Linked DNA regions of Homo sapiens: region 1 is linked to region 2. Evidence: read pairs that join two places in POLR2A ChIA-PET (ENCODE). Cell type or tissue: CD4-positive, alpha-beta T cell. All regions are shown on one strand. Each heading gives the region's core, and the rest is flanking DNA. Links, peaks and the distances in the headings are about the cores only.

Region 1 (2,909 bases), core at 286-2,785, 200 kb after region 2:
AGAAGGAGAAACTGAGGCACAGAGCATCTCAGAACTCTGCCCAAGCCTACCCAGCTAGTAAGTGGCAGAGCTGCTTCTGGTCTGACAGACATTGCTTTTCACCACCTCGCCTTGCCCCACTGGCTAGCAGTGCCTTCCCCTGTCCTGGGCTACCCTTCCTCACCCCTCCCCTGCACCTGGGTAACCTCAGCCTCTCCTTCATGCGCCCGCTGACCTGTGAACTTGCACTGCTGTAGGAAGCCCTGGAGGAAGGGCGAGTCCGAGAAGAGCATCTGCTGGAGCCGCTCAGCGCCCACATGGAAGACAGAGTTGATGAGGAGGCGGCCGGAGAGGTCGGGAAGCAGGGCAGCCAAGTCCGCTGGAGACAGAGGAGAGCCGAGGATGATGACTGCCTCCACTCCTCCCTCCCTCTGCGGGCCACGCCTCCCCACTCCCAGGCCTTGTAGTGTGCATGGGCGGACCCCACCTCCTGGAGCACAGCTGGACACTGACACAGAGCCCTCCTGTGACTCAGGGATGGGTTGAGGGTGGGCACGTGCTCCAGGCCCAGACAGACAGCCACTGTGCTTGGTTCTGGGTGGAGAACACACCTAGGCCCTGAGATTTAAATCACAGGGATTCATTACCAGATAGCACGCCTCCTGGGAGCATCAACCTAGGGGCACAGCAATTGGTTCAGGGGTGAGTGGGTGGCCCAGGTCTATCCGATCAACCACAGTGATTGGTTCAGGGGCAGGCACACTCTCAAGTTGGCCCAATCAGAGCCAACCCTAGGGTGTCCGCTGTAGACACTAGGAAAAATAGGCTGCTCTCTCTCATTGGGCTGGTCTGGGGCAGGGCTGAGGCCATCTCTGCCCCATAAGAGACAAGAATAGAGGCTAGCTGAAAATTAGTGGAGAGAGAAAATGAATACAATAATGATAATAGAAATACTAATAGTCAATGCTTACTAACTGGCCCAAGTGCTTTAAATGTATGAAATCACTTAATTCTCTCCCTTTGTTCGTTTTAGAGACAGGGTCTCGCTCTGTTGCTCAGGCCGAAGTGCAGTGGTGCAATCATAGCTCACTGCAGCCTCCAACTCCTGGGCTCAAGCGATCCTCCTGCCTCAGCCTCCCCAGTAGCTGAGACTACATAGGGTGCATGACCCCATGCCTGGCTAATTTTTAAATTTTTTGTAAAGACAGGGGTCTCACTATGTTGCCCAGGCTTGTCTCAAACTCTTGGCCTCATGTGATCCTCTTGCCTTGGTCTGCCAAGTAGCTGGTACTATAGGTGTGCACCACCACACCTAGTTTTTTCTTTTTTTTCTTTTTTGTACAAAACGGGGTCTTGCTTTGCTGCCCAGGCTGTTCTCCAACTCTTGGCCTCTAGCAATCCTTCCTACCTTGGCCTCCCAAAGTGCTGGGATTACAGGTGTGAGCCATCACACCCAGCCTCATTTATAGTCTCTTAACAACAATCCTATGAAGTGGGTATTATCATTGTTAACCCCATTTTCAGAGGAGGAAAGCAAGCTCAGAGAAGTTACATAATTTGCCCACGTGACATGGTCAGGAAGTGGTGTGACCAGGATGTGAACCGCGGCAAGCTGCCTTCAGTCTGTGCTTGTGTTCACCCTGCCATGCTGCCTTCAAAACAGAGTAAAGACAGAGATTTCTAGCAACAGCGCCTGAACGCCATCCCGCCTGCCCCTGGATTCTCAGTGCTGCGGGCGAATCCATCCCCTCTTGCTTAAGACTGAGCGAGGCTTGCAAGTACCGGAGGCGAATGAATTGGGCCCGCCTGCCTCACCTTCCTCCCCAGTGGATGAAGAGGAGTTACTTGTGTCTGTCAATAGCTCCTCACTGGGCAGCAGATCCAAGGGGCCCAGGGTGGTGGGCCCGTCAGGCTGGGTGGGCTCTGTGCTCGGGGGTTCAGCCACCGGGGTCACTGTCTGGCTGGAGGAGGCGTCTGGCTGGCTGTCTACCTGCTCCTCCTTGTCCTCCTCTGCCTGTGGAGAAAGGCCCGATGCAGCCTTGGCCACCTCCATCCCAGCCCCAGGGCTCCCAAGTCCACACTGGCCACAAGGATTCCAGAGCCTGTGCAGACCCGGGGTGGTGTGTGCACCGAGGGCTCACGGCTGAGCTGCGAGCAGCCTGGGGCCACCCAGATGAGGGCCCCTCTCAGCCCCTGCCAGGCTTGTCTCAGATGCCTGAGCCATAAGCTTTCTTACCTGTCCTGTCCGTCTGTCTGTCTGCTGCTTCATCTATCCACCCATCTCCCATCCCTTCTGTCTCTCATCCTTTCTGTCTGTCCCCTCTCTTCCCTGTCTCTCTTTCCCTGTCACATGTCCGTCTTCCCCTCCCTGTCCTGTTCCTCCATCCAGGCCTCCCCTGTCCCCCTATCCATTCCCCTCCAAATCTGTCAGGCTGTTCTTCTCCCACTGCACCCCCAGCCCTCCTCTCTCTTCCTATCAGTATCCCACCCCTCTTCCAACCCACCGCTCACCCCATGGTCTGCGTCGCTGCTGGCTCGGGAAAGGTTGGGCGTGACATGGCCACGGCGCGAACCCACTGGGCTTGGCTCCTGGCTGCGGTCAGCTGCCCCCGAGGAGGTGATGTCGCTCAGGGCGATCACATCTCCCACTTCCTTGGGGGTCCTGTGGGAAAGGGGAGGAAGCGGGACTGCTGTGTCCTTGAGACCCCATACACCCTCCTGAATCCTCCAGACGTCATACAACCATCTCAGGCCCCCCAGCACTCCAGGAACTCTGCACGCCGACCGTCCTGTTCTCCCCCGAACCCTTCAACCTCCTTTGACCTCCAACTCACCCCAGACCGTTCAGCTGCAAGGGGGAGACATAGTCCTCATCCTCACTGGTGAGGCCCAGCTCTGAGCCGTAGCACTGATGCACCAGGTGCCAGAGC
Region 2 (2,909 bases), core at 108-2,607:
ATGTAAAATGGGGTTAGCACTGGTACCTACCTCATTCTTATTGTTGGGAGGATTAAACTGTAAGGAGTGCTTAGAACAGTGCTTTGGCAGCATGTGCGTCACAAATGTTTCCTGTTGTTGGTGGCGCTGTTGTTATTAGACCCTGGCTTTGGAAGCTGGGTCAGACACCTAGCAAAACCCTCTGCCTGGGTGTGCCCACGGGGACTGTTCTGGGCCGCAAGCTTCCAAGCTGAAGCCTGCCCTGCAGGCAGGATGTCCGGCCTCCAACCGCAGCCTCCAAATCTTGATCAACAACTCTGATTTTATTGCCTCTCTGCCCAGATATCATCAGTGGGGGCATGGACGCTTACATGAATGCTTGGGGTCTCATAAGGGGCACTCTGCAGATTCCAAGATTCACAGCTTCTGGCCTCATGTCCTGACTGCCCCCCACTCCCAGCCCCTGGTATGCTGGTGTTGCCACAGTGTCCAGCCACCTATCTCTCCTCCACCACCTCTTCCTTCCTCCAGAGGCAAGCAGTAGTCACATTTCTGTTGTCATGTGTCTCTCACAATTTCCACATTTTTTTTTTTTTTTCAGAGACAGGGTCTTGTTCTGTTGCCCAGGCTGGAGTGCAGTTGTGCAATCATAGCTCACTGAAGCCTTGAACTCCTGGGCTCAAACAATCCTCCCACCTCAGCCTCCTGAGTAGCTAGGACTACAGGCATGCACCACCATGCCCTGCTAATTTTTAATTTTATTTATTTATTTATTTTTTCATTGAGACAGAGTTTCGCTCTTGTCGTCCAGGCTGGAGTGCACTGGCGCGATCTCGGCTCACTGCAATCTCTGTCTCCCATGGTTCAAGCGATTCTCCTGTCTCAGCTTCCTGAGTAACTGGGATTACAGGTACCTGCCACCATGCCTGGTTAATTTTTGTATTTTTAATAAAGACAGGATTTCACCACGTTGTCCAGGCTGGTCTCGAACTCCTGACCTCAGGTGATCCACCTGCCTCAGCCTCCCAAAGTGCTGGGATTACAGGCATGAGCCACCGTGCCCACCTAATTTTTAATTTTTTTTTTTTTGTAGAGACAGGGTCTCACTATGTGGCCCAGGCTGGTCTCAAACTCCTAACCTCAAGTGATCCTCCCACGTTGGCCTCCCACATGGTGGGATTACAGGCGTGGGCCACCACGCCCAGCTGCCTCTGCATGTCTTAAGGAGATGTTTATGCCACTGATTTGTGATTGTCAACGTTACCACAGAGCCCTTCTCTGTTGACTTCCTGCCCTGGAAGGGGAGGAGTGGATTCAGACCACTCCCCTTCTGATGTAATGATGCCACGCAACCTCCCTGGTCTCAGGGTCCACATCTGTGAATGAGAATAACAGTATCTATCTCAGAAGGTTGTAGTGAGGAGTGAACAAATTCATTCACACGAAGCACTGAGAACGGGCTTTGCCCACAGTACAGGCAGTGTGTGAACTCTCACTGTTGTTCATAACTATGATCATCATCACTTTTATTTTATTTTATTTTATTTTATTTTATTTTTTGACACGGAGTCTCACTCTGTCACCCGGGCTGGAGTGCAGTGATATGATCTCAGATCACTGCAACCTCTGCCTCCCGGGTTCAAGTGATTCTCCTGAGTAGCTGGGATTACAAGCATGCGCTGTCACGCCTGGCTAATTTTTGTATTTTTGGTAGAGATGGTGTTTCACCATGTTGGCCAGGCTGGTCTCAAACTCCTGACCTCAGGTGATCGATCCACCTGCCTCAGCTTCCCAAAGTGCTGGGATTACAGGCGTGAGCCACCGCACCTGGCCCCATCATCTAGATTCTACAATTGTTAACATTTTTCTGTATTTACTTTATTACATATCTATCAGTCCATTCCTCTATCAAGTCATCTGATTTTTTAAAAATGTATTTTTAAAGAAGGTTAAAGAATTTTAAAGCAGACATCAGTACTCTTTACCCTTAAACATTTCAGGATTCATATCACCAACTGGAGTTCAATGTTTGCAGTTATCTTTGAGATTTTATAAATTTGCATGCAATGAAATGCACACATATGAAACATCCATTTGCTGAATTTCTTAGTATTGTCATTATTATTTAGAGATGCGCTCCCACTCTGTACCCCAGACTGGAGTGCAGTGGTGTGATCATAGTTTACTGCAGCCTTGACCTCCTGGGCTCAAGCGATCCTTCTGCCTCAGCCTTGAAAGTAACTGGTACTACAGAAATATGCCACCACGCCTGGCTAATTTTTTTTTTTTTTCTCCACAGGGTGAGTTCTATGCCTGGGGAATTAAAACAATTTTTTTTTTAAAAGAGATAAGGTCTTTCTGTGTTGCACAGACTGGTCTTGACCTCCTGGCCTCAAGTGATCCCCATGCATCAGCCTCCTCAGTAGCTGAGATTACAGGCATGAGCCACTGTTCCCATCTCCATTTGCTGAGTTTTGACCAATGAATGCACTTATGTAATAAGTATACGCTTCTGCTTTAGACTACAAGCCCCTGTTAAGATAAAGAACATCTCCGTGACCCCTGCAAAATCCCCTTATGCCCCTTCCCAGATAATCCCCACCTCCACTCCATCCCCAAAGGCAATCATGGTTTTGATATTTTTATACCTTTACTTTAAATTTTCAGGATGGATGACAGGTGTGTGCTGGGAGGGACCTTAGTTAAATTTTGTGATTGGCGGCTAGAATTGAAAAAAAACAAAAACAAAAACAAAAAAACAAAAAAATACCTCATTGCGGCCAGGCGTGGTGGCTCATGCCTGTAATCCCAGCACTTTGGGAGGCCAAGGTGGGCGGATAGCTTGAGGTCAGGAGTTTGAGACCAGCCTGGCCAACATAGTGAAACCCCATCTCTACTAAAAATACAAAACTTAGCCCAATGTGGTAGTG

What was found. Peaks named below come from ENCODE experiments on the same cell type or tissue, not always from the same donor. Only the 100,000 strongest peaks of a DNase experiment are listed, where the experiment ranks them.
Region 1: POLR2A ChIA-PET joins it to region 2 with 11 read pairs; 4 of 35 experiments call an interaction of 5 or more read pairs at or near these places.

Annotation. Positions count from the first base shown.
Region 1 is chr19:35,013,273-35,016,181 of GRCh38, reverse strand. GRAMD1A (GRAM domain containing 1A) reads right to left here. Exons shown (of 20, transcript NM_020895.5): 8 at 2,814-2,909; 9 at 2,491-2,641; 10 at 1,795-1,993; 11 at 215-358. Among named protein-coding and RNA genes, the nearest start is that of GRAMD1A, 14 kb to the right of the region's middle. In CD4-positive, alpha-beta T cell, for the core only: no CTCF peak of the experiment used is centred there; a DNase peak (open chromatin) is centred at 1,561; H3K4me3 peaks cover 1,334 bases; H3K27ac peaks cover 2,416 bases.
Region 2 is chr19:35,209,319-35,212,227 of GRCh38, reverse strand. All of the region lies in intron 2 of LOC105372379 (a long non-coding RNA gene), which reads right to left. Among named protein-coding and RNA genes, the nearest start is that of FAM187B, 18 kb to the left of the region's middle. RefSeq lists an enhancer at 1-551. In CD4-positive, alpha-beta T cell, for the core only: no CTCF peak of the experiment used is centred there; DNase peaks (open chromatin) are centred at 177, 807 and 1,287; H3K27ac peaks cover 2,281 bases.